Linked DNA regions of Homo sapiens: region 2 is linked to region 1. A link is a loop called in an ENCODE intact Hi-C map of the cell type or tissue named here. Cell type or tissue: breast epithelium. All regions are shown on one strand. Each heading gives the region's core, and the rest is flanking DNA. Links, peaks and the distances in the headings are about the cores only. Region 1 overlaps KDM2B (lysine demethylase 2B). Region 2 has its middle 35 kb from the start of KDM2B.

What was found. A loop is a pair of places that touch in the nucleus more often than their neighbours do. Peaks named below come from ENCODE experiments on the same cell type or tissue, not always from the same donor. Only the 100,000 strongest peaks of a DNase experiment are listed, where the experiment ranks them.
Region 2: it touches region 1 in a loop (16-fold over the local background); 35 of 110 quality-filtered maps call a loop at or near these places.

The regions. Positions count from the first base shown.
Region 1 is chr12:121,515,537-121,518,036 of GRCh38, forward strand. The region is part of intron 9 of KDM2B (lysine demethylase 2B); the gene reads right to left. Among named protein-coding and RNA genes, the nearest start is that of KDM2B-DT, 64 kb to the right of the region's middle. RefSeq lists enhancers at 1-249, 250-756. In breast epithelium, for the core only: no CTCF peak of the experiment used is centred there; a DNase peak (open chromatin) is centred at 1,014; H3K27ac peaks cover 330 bases.
Region 2 is chr12:121,607,344-121,623,828 of GRCh38, forward strand. No RefSeq gene overlaps it. Among named protein-coding and RNA genes, the nearest start is that of KDM2B, 35 kb to the left of the region's middle. RefSeq lists a silencer at 7,704-7,753 and an enhancer at 13,021-13,315. In breast epithelium, for the core only: no CTCF peak of the experiment used is centred there; no DNase peak of the experiment used is centred there.

The sequences.
Region 1 (2,500 bases), core at 1-2,500:
TGCCCACCTCCACTGCCCTGCTCTCTGCTGACAATAAACAGGTGACATTCCCCATCTGGGACAAAGACAACTAGAAGCAGACCTCCGTTCTCCTTTTGCCCTAAAATGCTATTTTGCTGCATTTCTCAAAGTGCCCGTCTGGAAAAGGCCCAAACCCAGCGTCTCTGAGAGTCCTGGCTCTCACTCAGCTCCTGGCCTCAAGGCCTCCTCCCACTGCTGGGCCTCCTCTCTCCGCCTGCACACTGGGTGCTGGGCTCTGCCTGCCTCTGATGGATGGAATGCTTTGGAATGGGATCATGGCCACCACATGCTCTTCAGCCCCCTGGGGGATGCACGGAGTGGGGACCATCATCTAGCGGTTTCCTTGGCTCCAGCTCCTTTCCTGAGAACCCCAGTTTCAGTGCTGGGAGAAGAGTCATCTTTTCTCATAGTTACTAGATCGGTGCCCTCTGGAGTTTAAAAAAGAGGGGCTCCTAGGCATGAAGCAAACCTTGATTTCCTATGAAGAAGGGTTTAGGGGACCTCAGCCCCACCTCTATTCAAGAGAAACGGACAAAAGATTTTGGAACGAATTACCAGTACTTAAAAAGCAAGCTGAGGACGGACAGACCTCATCCACATTTCCTGACATGAGACTTGATTGGTAAAACTCTGAAGTCGGTTTTGACTTTTCAAATCTTTTTGACACCTTCCGAGCCATTCTGCTCGGACACCATGACCACCTGGGAATCTTTCTAAATTAGGGGAAAAAAATTGAGGGGGCTGCACTTCAGGAGGGAAAGATAAGTCTCCCTTCTTTGTTGCTGAACCCAATGGAAACCAGCTGGGTGAAAACAAATGCTGATGAAGGAATTCAAATTTTTATTTATTTATTTATTTTTTTTTCCAAGAGAGGACTGCGGGAAACAAAAATTTGCAAAGAATTGACTTACAAACAGGTTGTCGCCTTCCACCCTTCGCCTTCAAAAGGTTTCAGCCACATGCCTGGGGACATTAAACATACGGTTGCTCAACATTATTTGTTGACAGACTCGGAGCCTCACCAAATTGAGTTAACCAACGTCAGTCCAAAACAAAAGGCAAGGCAGTCACAAGGCATGCAATGCTCCCAGCCTGCAGGTCATCCGTCTACCAGAGGACCTCAGGGCCCACTCAGCGGCACCTGGCCTCAGCCCTTCCTCGGAGGTCCAAGTCATCTTCAAGCTGAGTGACCTCAGGAGATGACAACAAAAGGTTTCTCGAGTGTATCTAGAACTCCCAGGTCTCAAGGACTTGAAAAAGTCAAAATGTGAGAGTGGGTGGAAGTGTCCTACAATTTGTTTTTCTCCTGGAAAAAAAAAAAAAAAAATCAATGGAAAAAAAAAAAAGTCCAATGGTAGGGGGAAGGGGAGAGGGAAGGTAAATTATTTGCAATTTCCAAATAGATTCAGTGGCTGTAAGGGAATGGGGCATGTCGGCATTACCTTTTCTGGGAAGGCTGCTTTCACTAGAGCCACTGGGAGGGGGGGAAAGATAAATAAAAGATAAATATAAGAGAGATGGCAATTTAATGATCATTTGGACCATACCTATTCCCTATCAACCTAACTGAAGTTAAAAGAATGTAGTGATGATCGAGATGTTGTCTTAAGTATCAAATGCACAACATATCCACTCGTTGCTGTCACTCTTCCATCACTCTTCATAGCTTCAGGATGAGGGGAAGGGGAGATTTCATCTACAAGGGTTGGGGAATGGAAATCCACCATTCCCCAAACACCTGTATATGTTCGTGCCACCTCATGGGCAGTGACATTGCAGGATGGGGTCACCTATCATCTCGCCAGAAAAATTTAAATGGTGAAGGTAAGACACAGCTTCCTAGGGAACCCTGGGGTTCCCTAGTTTAGATAGGGGTCCCCACCTTGGGCCACAAAGGCAAATTCTTTTTCTTTTCTTTTTTTTTTTTTTGAGATGGAGTCTCGCTCTGTCGCCCAGGCTGGAGTGCAGTGGCTCAATCTAAGCACACTGTAACCTCTGCCTACTGGGTTCAAGCAATCCTCCTGCCTCAACCTCCCGATTAGCTGGGACTACAGGCATGAACCACCATGCCTGGCTAATTTTTGTATTTTTTTAGTAGAGATGGGGTTTCACCATGTTGGCCAGGCTGGTCTCGAACTCCTGACCTCAGATCATCCGCCTGCCTTGGCCTCCCAAAGTGCTGGGATTATAGGCGTCAGCCACCGGCGCCTGGCCAGGCAAATTCTTTTTCTAAGACAAAGCCACACCATGGAGCTTGGAGACTGACCGATGGTTCCCTCTGTCCCACCTCCTGCATTTGGTTTCCAGGCAAAGCCATGTTTTAGGACTCTTAAAACACTTTTTTTGAGGGGGGGGATGGAGTTTCGCTCTTGTTGCCCAGGCTGGAGTGCAGTGGTGCGATCTCAGCTCACTGCAACCTTTGCCTCCCGGGTTCAAGCAATTCTCCTGCCTCAGCCTCCTGAGTAGCTGGGATTACAGG
Region 2 (16,485 bases), core at 12,148-14,647, 100 kb after region 1:
CACTTCAGCCTGGGCGACAGAGTGAGATCCTGTCTCAACAACAGCAACAACCAAATAAATAAATAAAAGAGGTCCCCAGCCTGGCCAACATGGCGAAATCCTGTGTCTACTAAAAATACAAAAATGTGCTAGGTGTGGTGGTGCATGCCTGTGATCCCCAAGGGAGGAGAATCACTTAAATCCAGAAGCTGGAGCTTGCAGTGAGCTGAGATCATGCCATTGCACTCCAGCTTGGACGACAGAACTGACCTTGTCTGGAAAAGAAAAAAAGAGACCCGAGTGGAGAAGCTAGCCCCTTTCCACCATGGAAGATACAGCAACAGGGTGCCATTTTTGAAGTAAACTAAGTCCTCACCAGAGACCGAGTCTGCTGGTGACTTGACCTTGAACTTCCCAGCCCCCAGAACTATGACCAATACATTGCTGTTGTTTTATTTATTTATTTATTTTATTTTATCTGAGACAGAGTTTCACTCTCTCACCCAGGCTGGAGTGCAGTGGCTTGATCTCAGCTCAATGCAACCTCTGCCTCCCAGGTTCAAGCAATTTTCCTGTCCCAGCCTCCCGAGTAGCTGGGATTACAGGTGCCCACCACCATGCCCAGCTAATTTTTTGTATTTTTAGTAGAGACAGGGTTTCAACATTTTTGCCAGGCTGGTCTTGAACTCCTGACCTCAGGTGATCCACCCACCTCAGCCTCCCAAAGTGCTGGGATTACAAGCGTGAGCCACCATGCCCAGCCTAGTTTTATTATTTGTAGAGATGGGGTCTGGCCATGTTACCCAGGCTGATCTGGAACTCCTGGGCTCAAGTGATCCTCCTGACTTGACCTCCAAATGTGCTGGGATTATAGGCACCTGGCTTGAAATTTTGTTTGTTTGTTTTGTTTTGTTTTGAGATGGGGGCTTACTCTGTCACCCAGGCTGGAGAGCAGTGGTGCGATCTCCACCCGCTGCAACCTCTGCCTCCCAGGTTTAAGCGATTCTGATGCCTCAGCCTCCTGAGTAGTTGGGATTACAGTCATGCGTCACAACACACTGCCTGGCTAATTTTTGTATTTTTGGTAGTGATGGGGTTTCGCCATGTTGGCCAGGCTGGTCTTGAACTCCTAACCTCAGGTGATCTACCCGCCTTGGCCTCCCAAAGTGCTGACATTGCAAACGTGAGCCACCACACTGGAGAGATAGGCAGGAACTAGATCACATCAGTCTTTCCCATGCTGGGGAAGGCGCTTGGATTTCATCCTAACTCAGATTCTCAGATGCATGGTCACTGGAGGGCTGTACACAGTGTGGCAGGCTGAGTAAATGTCCCCCAGGGATGTCCATGTCTTACTGTCTGGCACCTGTGAATATGTGACCGTATATGGATGAAGGGACTTTGCGGATGTGATGGAGTGAAGGATTTTAAGATTGATCCTGGATTACCTGGGTGGGCCCAGTGTAACCACAGGTGTCCTCAGGAGAGGTAGAGGAGGTCAGAGAAGCGATGTGACAATGGAAGCAGAGTCTGGAGAGGCGTGACCTGCTTTAGAAACAGAAGGGGCTGCACACTAAGGAATGCAGGCAGCCAGCAGAAGGGAAAAAGCAAGAAATGGATTTTCCCATTATCTCATTGGAGCCTCCAAAGGAACCAGCCCTGCTGTCACCTTAATTTTGGCCCCTGATGATTCATTTTGAACTTCTTACCTCTAGAACTAAGATAATGAATTTGTGTGTGTGTGTGTGTGTGTGTGTTTGTGTGTGTGTTTTGAGATGGAGTCTCACTCTGTCTCGCCCAGGCTGGAGTGCAGTGATGTGATCTCGGCTCACTGCAAGCTCCGCCTCCCGGGTTCAAGCAATTCTCCTGCCTCAGCCTCCCGAGTCGCTGGGATTACAGGCACCCGCCACCACGCCTGGTTAATTTTTGCTTTTTTTTTTTTTTTTTTTTTTGGAGACAAAGACTCGGTCTTGTCCCCCAGGCTGGAGTGTGATGGCGCAATCTCGGCTCACTGCAACCTCTGCCTCCTGGGTTCAAGAGATTCTCATGCCTCAGCCACCTGAGTAGCTGGGATTACAGGAGACTGCCACCACGCCCGGCTAATTTTTGAAATTTTAGTAGAGATGGGGTTTCACCATGTTGGCCAGGCTGGTCTCGAACTCTTGACCTCAGGTGATCTGCCCACCTCGGCTTCCCAAAGTGCTGGGATTACAGGCATGAACCGCCGCGCCCGGCCAATTTATGGTAATTTCTTACAGCAGCAATGGGAAACTAATACAAGCAGAGAAAGGACATGATCAGATTTATGTTTCAAAAACTATTTCTTGTTGCTATTACAGAATGGGCTTTAGCGGGATCAGCAGAAGCAGAGAGCCCGGGTGGGTAACTGCAGACGTGTGGGTGGGCAACAATGGCAGCCCGGATGTGATGGAATGGTTGCTGCTGGACGGAAGAGCTCAGATCTCAAGAAAATGCTAGGGGAGGCCGGGCGCAGTGGCTCACGCCTGTAATCCCAGCACCTTGGGAGGCCGAGGCAGGTGGATCACGAGGTCAGGAGATCGAGACCATCCTGGCTAACAAGGTGAAACCCCGTCTCTACTAAAAAATACAAAAAAAAATTAGCTGGGCGTGGTGGCGGGCGCCTGTAGTCCCAGCTACTCAGGAGGCTGAGGCAGGAGAATGGTGTGAACCCGGGAGGCGGAGCTTGCAGTGAGCCGAGATCGCGCCACTGCACTCCAGCCTGGGCGACGGAGCGAGACTCCGTTTCAAAAAAAAAAAGAAAAAGAAAAAGAAAATGCTAGGGGCTAGAACTGACTGGGTTTATTGATGAATTGGATATTGTGGGGAAGGGTGCAGTCTAGGAAAGTGACTGCAGCGTGACTCCTGGGGTGATCAGAACTACAATTTCTCCAGCTTCTCTGGGGCCTCACAGAGCCACACTGTGTTTGACAGGCTGTTCCCAGGATGCGGGTGTTTTTATGTGATTAGGCTGGAACTGTTCTCTGGGAAATAAATGCCCTCAGTCTAAAGGGCTTTTACGAGCCAGGGCAGGGGATTAAAGGCGGCCGGGCTGTGGAGAAATCCCAGGGTTAGGAGACAGCTGAGCATGGAGACTTTTAATCTAAACCTTAAACGTTTTTATTTTCCACTCCTTGAACTCAGGGTGTCACTTTAAATACATGTTTGGCAACATCAGCTGTTCTATTTTTCTTTTTAATTATACAAAGCGAGATCCTGGAAATGGCTCAGCCCCAGGCTGGGGGAGGCAAGGGAAGTTTGGCAATGGTAGGAGGCAGAGAAACCAACTAAAAATCTAGTGGATTTGAAATCCTTTTGAGGGAGCACAGAGGCCAAACTTCGAGCCACCCTGAACTTGGTAAGAGCTGCCCTGACTCAGGATTTCTAAAAGGAGACCGACAGACTCACCAGCTTAGAATGGAGAGAGGACAGATGGACACGTCTCCAAGACAAAAATATCACCAGCCCTAGCACTGTTCCTGTACCTCGAATTTATTCCCAGGCCCTGTCCTGTTAGCTCAGCTCTTTTCATTTCTTTTCTTCTTTCTTTCTCTTTCTTTCTTTTCTTTCTTTCCCTTTCTTCTTGCTCTTTCTTTCTTTTCTTTTCTTTCTTTCTCTTTTTCTCATTTCTTTTCCTCTTTCTCTCTCTCTCTTTTTTTTTTTTTATTAGAGGCAGGGTTTTACTATGTTGCCCAGGCTGGTCTTGAACTCCTGGGCTCAAGCGATCCTCCTGCCTCAGCCTCCCAAAGTACTGGGATTACAGGTGTGAGCCACTGTGCCTGGCCCTGTTACCTCCTTTCATCCTCTGAGCAGAAAACAGCTAACTAGGTTGTTCATGACATCTATGGGGTACTCCCTACTGTGTGCCAGCTGCTGGGCTCACCTGCTTACACGTGTTACACTGTTGTAGGCAGTCAGCTATTCTATAAGTAGGTGCTATTATTATCCCCGTTTTCTAGATGGGGAATCTGGAATCTCCAGAGAGAACGGATGGAACCCCCACACCCCAGTGTTGGGCCTGCACTTCTTTGCCCTTGGACCCCTCCCTTGCCTTTCTCTAGCCTTGCTCCAGATCACAGGGTGGCCAACCTTTGGCAGGGTGGCTTCCTGCACAGATGGACCAACTGGAGGCAGTGCCAGGAGCCTGGTGGGTGGGAGGAGCCTGGTGGTGGGAGGAGCCTGGTGGGTGGGAGGAGCCAGGTGGTGGGAGGAGGGGAATCCAGGGTGTTCCTACCCCTCTGCCTCAGGTGGGATCTCCAGCTCCACCTCCCACCAGACAGGTCCACTGTGGCTCTGGCTTCTGCCTGAGGACTCCAGTCCCTCTTCGGTACCAGAAACACCACCCCCTGCCTCTGTCCCTCCAACCCCAGGGTGATAGCAGTCCTCCTGCTGGGGCTAACCTGGGGGCTGCCCTTCCCCTGCCTGCCTTTTCCTGTAAGTCTTCCATTACCCCTGGAGCAATTCTCAGGATAAATGCTCTTAGTGTGGTAACTGTTTGTCCTGGTCAGATTCTCACAGATATACTACCTTCACTAAAGACTTACAGATCAGTCAATTCATTCAATCTGGAAGGCAGCAATCCTCTTTCTCTGAGCACAGCACATCCCATGAGAGGGAAGGTTGGAGCCACCATTTACTGAGCGCTGTGCTAATTGCCAGACAACTTTTCTTTCATGAAACACTCATAACAACCTCTTTGCCAAGTCCCATCAATATTCCCCTTTCACAGATGGGGCTCAGAGAGGCTGGGGTGCTTGCCCAAAGTGGCACAGTTACAAACTGACAAAACTGGGATTCAAATCCAAGAGTGCCTAGCTCCAAACTCTGCATAATGATCTAATCTCATCTGAACACACTTGCAGCCCCATTAGAATTCAACTTCCTTGGCTGGCTGAAGACCCCACCCCAAATCACTCCAGCCTCCTTGTATTCTTTTCTTCTTCTTTTTTTTTTTTTTTTTTTGAGATGGAGTCTCACTCTGTTGCCCAGGCTGGAGTGCAGTGGCGCGATCTTGGCTCACTGCAAGCTCTGCCTCCCAGGTTCACGCCATTCTCCTGCCTCAGCCTCCCGAGTAGCTGGGACTACAGGCATCCGCCACCACGCCCAGCTAATTTTTTGTATTTTTAGTAGAGACAGGGTTTCACCATGTTAGCCAGGATGGTCTCGATCTCCTGACCTCGTGATCCGCCTGCCTTGGCCTCCCAAAGTCCTGGCGTGAGCCACCGCTCCTGACCTGTTTTTTGTTTTTTGTTTTTTTTTTTTTGAGACAGAGTCTCACTCTGTCACCCAGGCTGGAGTACAATGGCCTGATCTCAGCTCACTGCAACCCCCGCCTCCTGGGTTCAAACGATTCTTCCACCTCAGCCTCCCGAGTAGCTGGGACTACAGGCGTACACCACCATTCCCAGCTAACTTTTGTATTTTTTAGTAGAGACAGGGTTTCGCCATGTTGCCCAGGCTGGTCTCCTGACCGCAGGTGATCCGCCCACCTCGGCCTCCCAAAGTGCTGGGATTACAGGCGTGAGCCATCACGCCCGGCCCCCCCAAAAAAATTTTTTTAAGTCCCACAAACTGGGTGGCTTAGGAGAGAAACTTATTGTCTCACAGTTCTGGAGGCCAGAAGTCCAAAATCAAGATGTCAGCAAGGCCACGGTCCCTCGGAAGGAACCAGGGAAGGACATGCCCCAGGCCCTGCTGCTCGAGCTACCTGGCTTGTAGACGGCCGTCTTCTTGTGTCCATTCATGTGGTCTTCCCTCTGTACATGTCTGTCTGTGTCTAAATTTCCTCCTTTGTTTTTGTTTTTTGTTTTTTGTTTTTTTTTTCTGACAGAGTTTCGCTCTTGTTGCCCAGGCTGGCGTGCAGTGGTGCGATCTTGGCTCACTACAACCTCCTCCTCCCGGGTTCAAGCCATTCTCCTACCTTAGCCTCCCGAGTAACTGGGATTACAGGCACATGCCACCACGCCCGGCTAATTTTGTATTTTTAGTAGAGATAAGTTTTCTCCATGTTGGTCAGGCTGGTCTCCAACTCCTGACCTCAGGTGATCCGCCCGCCTCGGCCTCCCAAAAGGCTGGGATTACAGGCGTGAGCCACGGTGCCTGGCTGTTTTTGTCTTTTTTGAGACAGGGTCTCACACTGTTGCCAAGGCTGGAGTGCAGTGTCACGCTCACAGCTCAGTGCAGCTTTGACCTCATGGGATCAAGCAATGCTCCTGCCTCAGCCTCACTAGTAGCGGGAACCCCAGACAAGAGCCACTGCTCCTTGCAAATTTCACACTTCTCCTTTTTATAAGGATATTAGTAATATTGGAAGAGGGCTGTATGAGTCTGTTCTGTCATTGCTATAAAGAAATACCAAGCTGGGCACGGTGACTCACACCTGTAATTCCAGCACTTTGGGAGGCCCAGGCCAGCAGATCACCTGAGGTCAGGAGTTCGGGACAAGTCTGGCCAAAATGGGGAAACCCTGTCTCTACTAAAACTACAAAACATTAGTCGGACGTTGTGGCAGGCGCCTATAATCCCAGCTACTCGGGAGGCTGAGGCAGGAGAATCGCTTGAACCCAGGAGGTGGAGGTTGCAGTGAGGCGAGATTGCACCACTGCACTCCAGCCTGGGCAACAAGCACAAAATTCCATTTAGAAAAAAAAAAAAAAAAATGAAAAGAAATACCTGAGGCTGGGCACCATGGTTCACGCCTGTAATCCCAGCATTTTGGGAGGCCGAGGCGGACAGATCATTTGAGGCCAGGAGTTCGAGACCAGCCTGGCCAACATGGCGAAACCCCCTCTCTACTAAAAATACAAAAATTAGCCGGGCGTGGTGATGCACTCCTGTAATCCCAGCTACTCGGGAGGCTGAGGCAGGAGAATTGCTTGAACCAGGGAGGTGGAGGTTGCAGTGAGCCAACATTGAGCCACTGCACTCCAGCCTGGAAGACAGAGCGAGACTCCATCTCAAAAAAAAAAAAAAAAAAAATACCTAGGCCGGGCACAGTGGCTCACGCCTGTACTCCCAGCACTTTGGGAGGCTGAGGCAGGTGGATCACGAGGTCAGCAGTTCAACCTGCCGGTCCAAGATGGTGAATCCTCATCTCTACTAAAAATACAAAAATTAGCTGGGCGTGGTGGCAGGCACCTGTAATCCCAGCTACTCGGGAGGCGGAGGCAGAGAATTGCTTGCACCCAGAGGCGGAAGTTAAAGTGAGCCCAGATCGCGCCACTGCACTCCAGCCTGGGCAACAGAGTGAGACTCTGTCTCGAAAAAAAAAAAGAAAAAGAAATACCTAAGACTGAGTAATTTATAAAGAAAAGAGGATGAATACAAAAAAATCAGCTGGGCGTGGTGGCAGTCGCCTGTAGTCCCAGCTACTCCGGAGGCTGAAGCAGGAGAATGGCCGTGAACCCGGGAGGTGGAGCTTGCAGTGAGCTGATATTGCGCCACTGCACTCCAGCCTGGGCGACAGAGCGAGACTCCGTCAAAAAAAAAAAAAGAAAGAAAGAAAGAAAGAAAAGAGGATTAATTGGCTCTTGGTTCGGAAGGTTGTGCAGGAAACATTGCAGCATCTGCTTCTGGGGAGGCCTCAAGAAGCTTCCAATCATGGCGGAAGGCAAAGGAGGAACCAGCCCTTCACATGGCGGGAGCAGGAGGAAGAGAGGGGCGGGGAGGTGCTATACACTTTTAAACAACCAGATCTCACTCACTGTCATAGCACCAAGAGGATGGTGCTAAACCATTCATGAGAAACTGGCCCCGTGATCCAATCACCTCTCACCAGGCTCCATCTCCAACACTGGGGATTACAATTGAACATGAGATTTGGGTGGGGACACAGATCCAAACGAAATAAGTGCCCACCCTATGACCTCATTTTAATTTGATTACCTCTGTAAAGGCTGTATTTCCAAATGAGGTCACATTCTTCGTTTTTTTTTGTTTGTGGTTTTTTTTTTTTTTTTTAGAGAGTTTCACTCTTTCGCCCAGGCTGGAGTGCAATGGCACAATCTCAGCTGACTGCAACCTCTGCCTTCCAGTGTCAAGAGATTCTCCTGCCTCAGCCTCCCAAGTAGCTAGGATTACAACAGTCGCTTGCCTTCACACCCAGCTAATTTTTGTATTTTTAGTAGAGATCGGGTTTCACCATGTTGGCCAGGCTGGTCTCCAACTCCTGACCTCCTGATCCACCCTCCTCGGCCTCCCAAAGTGCTGGGATTACAGATGTGAGCCACCGTGCCTGGCCACAGTCTTCTTCTTTTGTTTTTTTTTGAGACGGAGTCTCGCTCTGTCACCCAGGCTGGAGTGCAGTGGCGTGATCTCGGCTCACTGCAAGTTCTGCCTTCCAGGTTCACGCCATTCTCCTGCCTCAGCCTCCCGAGTAGCTGGGACTACAAGCACCTGCCACCATGCCTGGCTAATTTTTTGTATTTTTTTCATTAGAGACGGGGGTTTCACCGTGTTAGCCAGGATGGTCTCGATCTCCTGACCTCGTGATCCGCCTGCCTCGGCCTCCCAAAGTGCTGGGATTACAGGCGTGAGCCATCGTGCCCAGCCGGCCACATTCTTCTTTTTGAGGTGGAGTTTCACTCTTGTCTGCCGGGCTGCAGTGCAATGGCGCAATCTTGGCTCACTGCAACCTCCACCTCCTGGCTACTTTTTGTATTTTCAGTAGAGATGGGGTTTCACCATGTTTGCCAGGCTGGTCTTGAACTCCTGACCTCAGGTGATCCGCCTGCCTCAGTCTCCCAAGGTGTTGAAATTACAGGCGTGAGCCACTGCGCCCAGCCCCAAATGAGGTCACATTCTGAGGTACTGAGGTTTAGGACTGCAATGTCTTTTTTGGGGGGACACAGTTTAACCTTTAAGAGTCCAACCTGATCTCATGTGTCTGATCTCTGCAGTGTGGCCTGCTTTGCTAATAGAGGATGTCAGACCGTCCAGGAAAATGATCCTGCTGACACCCACCAAGTTAAGGGATATAGTGATTCTCCAAGGCATATGTGTATTGACAAAATTTACCCCAACATTCTGTACAGCAAATTCAGTTTTGAAAAAGGAGAACTAGACTAGGCGTGGTGGCTCATGCCTGTAATCCAGCACTTTGGGAGGCTGAGGTGGGTGGATCACCTGAGGTCACGAGTTCAAGACCAGCCTGACCAACATGTAGAAACCTCGTCTCTACTAAAAATGTAAAAATTACCCGGGCGTGGTGGTGCATGCCTGTAATCCCAGCTACTCGGGAGGCTGAGGCAGGAGAATCACTTGAATCCAGGAGGTGGAGGTTGCAGTGAGCTGAGATCATGCCATTGCGCTCCAGCCTGGGCAACAAGAGCAAAACTCCGTCTCAAAAAAAAAAAAAAAAAAAGAAAGAAAGAAAAGAAAAGAAAAAGAGAACTAGGCTGGGTAGGTTAGCTCACGCCTGTAATCCCAGCATTTTGGGAGGCCATGGCAGGAGGATCGCTTGTGTCCAGGAGTTTTGAGACTGGCCTAGGCAACATATTAGATCCCATCTTTATAAATAATAAAAAATTAGCCAGGTGTGGTGGTGTGTGCATGTAGTCTCAGCTACTTGGCAGGCTGAGGTGGGAGGGTCACTTGAACCCAGGAGGTCAAGGCTGCAGTGAGCCATAATCGTGCCTCTGGACTCCAGTCTAGGCAACAGAATGAAACTTCATCTCAAAACAACAACAACAAAAAAGAAGCTGGTCACAGTGGCTCTAGCCTTTAATCCCAGCACTTTGGGAGGCTGAGGCAAGCGGATCGCTTGAGCCCAGGAGTTCAAGACCAGCCTGGGCAACGTGGCAAGACCCCCTGTCTCTACAAAAAAAAAAAAAAAAAAAAAAACACAAAAATTAGCCAGATGTGGTGATGCAGGCCTGTAGCCCTAGCTACTTGGGAGGCTGAGCTGAGAGGATCACTTGCACCCGGGAGGCAGAGGTTATAGTGGGCTGAGATTGTGCCACTGCACTCCAGTCTGGGCAAGAGACCAAGACCCCTGTGAAAAAAAAAGAAGGAAGGAAGGAAGGGAGGAAGGGAGGGAGGGAACAAGTTGAAGGTCTTACCTCTACCTGACTTTAAGACTTATTTTGAGGCCGGGCGTGGTGACTCATGTCTGTAATCTCAGCACTTTGGGAGGCTGAGGTGGGTGAATAACCTGAGGTCAGGAGTTCCAGACCAGCCTGGCCAACACGGCGAATCCCTGTTTCTACTAAAAATACAAAAATTAGCTGGATGTGGCAGCAGGCACCTGTAATCCTAGCTACTCGGGAGGCTGAAGCAGGAGAATCGCTTGAACCCGGGAGCCGAGGTTGCAGTGAGCCCAGAACGTGCCATTGCACTCCAGCCTGGGCAATAGAGAGAGACTCTGTCTTAAAAAAGAGACTTTTTTTTTTGAGACAGGGTCTTGCTCTGTCACCCAGGCTGAAGTGTAGTGGCCCCGTCTCGGCTCACTGCAACCTCCACCTCCCAGGTTCAAGCAATTCTCCTGCCTCAGCCTCCCGAGTAGCTGGGACTACAGGTGCGTGCCACCACATCCGGCTAATTTTTGTATGTTTAGTAGAGACAGGATTTCACTGCGTTGACCAGGCTGGTCTCAAACTCCTAACCTCGTGATCCGCCCGCCTCGGCCTCCCAAAGTGCTGGGATTACAGGCGTGAACCACCATGCCCGGCCGAGACTTTTTTTTTTTTAATTTTGAGGAATTTATGGGGTTTTTTTTCCCCAAGACTTATTTTATTTTTATTTATTTATTTATTAATTTATTTACTTTTTTTTTTTTTTTTGAGATGGAGTCTCACTCTGTCACCCAGGCTAGAGTGCAATGGCGCGATCTCAGCTCACTACAAGCTCTGCCTCCCGGGTTCATGCCATTCTCCTGCCTCAGCCTCCAGAGTAGCTGGGACTACAGGCGCCTGCCACCACGCCTGGCTAATTTTTTGTATTTTTAGTAGAGATGAGGTTTCACCGTGTTAGCCAGGATGGTCTCGATCTCCTGACCTTGTGATCGGCCCGCCTCGGCCTCCCAAAGTGCTGGGATTACAGGCATGAGCCACTGCGCCCGGCCAATTTATTTACTTTTGAGACGGAGTCTTACTCTGTCGCCCAGTATGGAGTGCAGTGGCGTGACCTCGGCTCACTGCTACCTCCGTCTCCCGGGTTCAAGGGTTCTCCTGCCTTAGCCTCCCAAATAGCTGGGACTACAGGTGCGGGCCACCATGCCCAGCTAATTTTTGTATTTTTAGTAGAGATGAGGTTTCACCATGTTGGTCAGACTGGTCTCAAACTCCTGACCTCAAGTGATCCGCCCACCTTGGCCCCCCCAAAGTACTGGGGTTACAGGTGTGAGCCACCACGCCCTGCCCCCAAGATTTACTTTAAACCTAGAGTAATCAACACAGTATCTATTGGCATGAGAGTAGACAAATAGATCCACAGACTAGAATAGAGAGTTCAGAAACAGTCTGTCATGTATAGTAGTCACGTGATTTTTGACAAAAATGTCCATGCATTTCAGTGGGGAAAGCTTGCTTCACTCAAAAATCTGTATTTGATTGATGGGCTATAGGCTCAGCTACTTGAGAAGCTGAGGCAGGAGTGAGAATCACTTGAGTCATGAATTTGAGGCTGTAGTGTGCAATGATCACACCTATGAAGAGCCACTGCACTCCAGCCTGGGCAACAGAGCAAGACCTTGTCTCTAAGAAAAAAACAGAAATAGAAAAAAATCAGTATGACACGGATCACAGACCTAAACATACAAGCAAAAACACTTTTATTTTTGGCGGGGTGGGTGGAGGGTAGAGACAGGGTTCCACTATGTTGCCCAGGCTGGTCTCAAACCTCCTGGTCTCAAGTGATCCTCTCGACCTGGCCTCCCCAGGTGCTGAGATTATAGGCATGAGCCACCATGCCTGGCCTAAAACTTTTAAAAGAAAACACAGGTGAATATCTTCGTGACCTTGTGGTTGGCAAAGATTTCTTTTTTTCTTTTTTTTTTTTTTTAAATAGAGTCTTACTCTATGGCCCAGGCTGGAGTGTAATGGTGTGATCTCAGCTCACTGCAACCTCCGCCTCTTGGGTTCAAGTGATTCTTGTGCCTCAGCCTCTTGAATAGCTGGGATTACAGGCATGTGCCACCATGCCCGGATAATTTTTGTATTTTTAGTAGAGATGCAGTTTCACCATGCTGGCCAGGCTGGTCTCGAACTCCTGACCTCAGGTGATCCGTCCACCTCAGCCTCCCAAAATGCTGGGATTACAGGCATGAGTCACCGCGTCGTCAGCAAAGATTTCTTATCCAGGCCAGAAAAAGTTCTCACTTTTAAAGGCATGGGCACAAACTCAGACCCAACAAAGACTTCTGACCAGTGAGGGGGTAGGAGTGGAGGGAGGAAGAATGAGCACTATAAGCCCAGAAACTGGAGAGCAAGGAGACAGAGTTCACACTCCCCTGGCATAGTCTAAGCTCCAGAGTCAGAGAACCATTCTGAGACCAACACCAGGGCTCACCAACCCGACCCCATTCTGCATTTTGTAACCAGCCCCCTGACAGTGTCTCACTTGGTTTCCAGCCTCCTTCACCCCAATTCTTTGACCATGAAAACCTTCAAGATCACTCACAAAAGCTGCCTCCCAGATGTCTTGTGGAGCTGGCACCAGGGCTGGCTGGCAGAGGGATTTCATGCATTCTGAGTCAGGACACAAGGAAGGACTGACAGGGAAGCTGCCCCCAGCTCCATACAAGGACAACTTTTGAAGTATCAGACAACCAATCAGACATGCTCAGCTTCTAGAAGGAGTGAGCTTCCCATCGCCAGGGGTATGAAAACATTGTTCTAGCCGGGCTTGGTGGTGCATGCCTGTGGAGCCCAGGAGTCCGAATGCAGCCTGGGTAACACAATGAGACCCCTGTCTCCCCACCACCAAAAAAAAAAAAAAAACTGTGGGGAAAAGTTAGTAACCATGGACCCCTCTAGGATCCTGGGGCAGGAGGCAGGGATGGTCCAGACACCCCACCCAAGTTTTTATTACTTGTGATCTGTGCAGATGGGGAAATTCAAACCACACAGAATATTAGGAGAGGGGTGAGGAGCGTGACATAGTAGCTGGGGAAAGGAAACCCTCACCACCCCAAAGCCCCCTCTGAGTCACCACTCCCAGATCCTTTTGTTCCTCTAAAATCAGCAAATCTCTCCTCCCAGCTTCCGGCCTCTTCCCCCTCCAGACCTCAGGCCCTCTTAGCTGCTAAATGTTGTGTGTTCCTAGTCCTGAACTGGGGGTTTCTGGGAACCAAGGACATTGCATTGTTTTGTTCATTGAACCTGTTTCCATTGGCAGTAGCCAGTGGGAGGCCCTGGGGTGATAGCGACGTGATTGATTGATTGATTGATTTTGAGAGACTGAGTCTCCCTCTGTCGCCCAGGCTGGAGTTCAGTGGCAGGATCTCGGCTCACTGCAACTTTCGCCTCCTGGATTCAAGCAATTCTTCTGCCTCAGCCTCCGGAGTAGCTGGGATTACAGGCCTGGCCACCACACCCAACTAATTTTTTCTTTTTTGAGATGGAGTCTAGCTCTGTCACCCAGGCTGGAGTGCAGTGGTGTGATCTCGGCTCATTGCAACCTCTGCCTCCCGGGTTCAAGCAATTTTCCTGCCTCAGCCTCCCAAGTAGCTGGGACTACAGGTGTGTGCCCCCACGCTCGACTAATTTTTGTATTTTTAGTAGAGACGGGGTTTCACCATGTTGGCCAGACTGGTCTCAAACTCCAGACCTCGTGATCTGCCCGCCTTGGACTCCTAAAGTGCTGGGATTACAGGTGTGAGCCACCGCGCCCGGCTAATTTTTTCTTATTTTGACACAGGGTCTTACTCTGTCGCCCAGGCTACAGTGCAGTGGCGTGATCTCTGCTCACTCCAACCTCTGCCTGCCGGGTTCAAGCACTTCTTCTGCCTCAGCCTCCCAAGTAGCTGGGATTATAGGCATGCACCACCAAGCCCGGCTAATTTTTGTATTTTTAGAAGAGATGGGCTTTTACCATGTTGACCAGGCTGGTCTTGAACTCCTGACCTCAGGTGATCCACCTGCCTCAGCCTCCGAAAGGGCTGGAATTACAGGCGTGAGTCACCGTGCCCGGCCTAATTTTTGTATTTTTAATGGAGACGGAGTTTCGCCATGTTGGCCAGGCTGGTCTCAAACTCCTGACCTTAAGTGATCTACCGCCTCGGCCTCCCAAAGTGTTGGAATTATAAGCATGAGCCACCACACCTGGCCCATGATTCATTTATTTATTTAGTTGTTTTTTCTTTGAGACAGGATCTCGCTTTATTGCCTAGGTTGGAGGACAGTGGTGTGATCACCGCAGCTTCATTCCAAGAAGCTGGGAGTACAGGCTCACGCCACCACATCTGGTTTATTTATTTATTTATTGAGACAGAGTATTGCTTTTATTGCCCAGGCTGGAGTGCAATGGCATAATCTCATCTCATCGCAAACTCCACCTCCCGGGTTCAGGCGGTTCTCCTGCCTTAGCCTCCCAAGTAGCTGGGATTACAGGCATGCGCCACCACACCAGCTAATTTTTGTATTTTTAGTAGAGACGAGGTTTCTCCATGTTGGTCAGGCTGGTCTTGAACTCCTGTCCTCTCAGGTGATCCGCCCACCTCAGCCTCCCAAAGTGCTGGGATTACAGGTGTGAGCCACCGTGCCTAGTCTTATTTATTTATTTATTTGGAGACAGAGTCTCGCTCTGTCGCCCAGGCTGGAGTGCAGTGGCACCATCTTGGCTTACTGCAAGCTCCGCCTCCCGGGTTCACGCCATTCTCCTGCCTCAGCCTCCCAAGTAGCTGGGACTACAGGCGCCCGCCACCACACCCAGCTAATTTTTTTGTATTTTTAGTAGAGACGGGGTTTCACCGTGTTAGCCAGGATGGTCTCAATCTCCTGACCTCGCGATCCGCCGGTTTCAGCCTCCCAAAGTGCTGGGATTATAGGTGTGAGCCACCGCGCCTGGCCTTTTTTTTTTTTTTTTTTTTTAAGTAGAGATGTGCTACTGCACTCCAGCCTGGGTGACTATTGAGACCCTGTCTCAATAAATAAATAAATAAATAAATAAATAAATAAATAAATAAATAAGGCCAGGCGCAGTGGCTCACATCTGTAATCCCAGCACTCTGGGAGGCTGAGGCAGGCAGATCATCTGAGTTCAGGAGTTCGAGACTAGCCTGGACAACATGGTGAAACCCTGTCTCTACTAAAAATATAAAAAATTAGCTGGGTGTGCTGGTGGGCACCTGTAATCCTAGTTACTCAGGAGGCTGAGGCAGAAGAATCGCTTGAACCTAGGAATTGGAGGTTGCAGTGAGCTGAGATTGAGCCACTACGCTCTAGCCTGGGGGACAGAGCGAGACTCCATCTTAAAAATAATAAAAATAAAAATAAAATAAAATGTTTAAATACGTTGGGCACAATGGTTTACACCTGTAATCCCAGCACTTTGGGAGGCTGAGATGGGTGGATCACTTGAGGTCAGGAGTTCGAGACCAGCCTGGCCAACATGGTGAAACCCTGACTCTACTAAAAATACAAAAAATTAGCTGGGTGTGGTGATGGACACCTGTAATCCCAGTTATTTAGGAGGCTGAGCCAGAATAATCGGTTGAACCCAGGAGGCGGAGGTTGCAGTGAGCCGAGATCGAGCCACTGCACTGCAGCCTGGGGAACAGAGAGAGACTCTGTCCTAAAATAATAATAAAATAAAATAAAATGTTTGAATAGGCTGGACACAGTGGCTCATGCTTGTAATTCCAGAACTTTGGGAGGCCCAGATGGGAGGATCCCTTGAGCCCAGGAGTTTGAGACCAGCATGCTCAACATGGGGAGACGCTGTCACTATTATTTTTTATTGGAGACGGAGTCTCCCTCTGTCGCCCAGGCTTGAGTGCAGCAGCCTGATCTCAGCTCACTGCAACCTCTGCCTCCTGCGTTCAAGCAATTATCCTACCTCAGCTTCCCCAGTTGCTAGGATTATAGGCGTGCCCCATCATACCTGGCTAATTTTTTTTGTATTTTTAGTAGAGATGGGGGTTTCACCATGTTAGCCAGGCTGGTCTCGAACTCCTGACCTTAGGTGATCCACCCGCTTGGGCCTTCCAAAGTGTTGGGATAACAGGTGTGAGCCACCGCGCCTGGCCACACTTTTTTTTTTTTTTAATGCTTAAACAGATGAACAGGTCAACTAAATAAGCTAGATGATTTCAGATGCTGTAGTGATCACAGCTATAAAGGGAAGAAATCAGGATGAGGTGACAGATTGTGACACCGGGGCTACTTCAATAGAGGGAAGGTCTCTCAGGAGGTGCTATTTGAGCTGAGACACAAATGTTGAGTGAAAGGGGTAAGAAGTACAAAGGCGGGCCATGGCGCGGTGCGTCACGCCTGTAATCCCAGCACTTTGGGAGGCTGAGGCGGGTGGATCACCAGGTCAAGAGATCGAGAC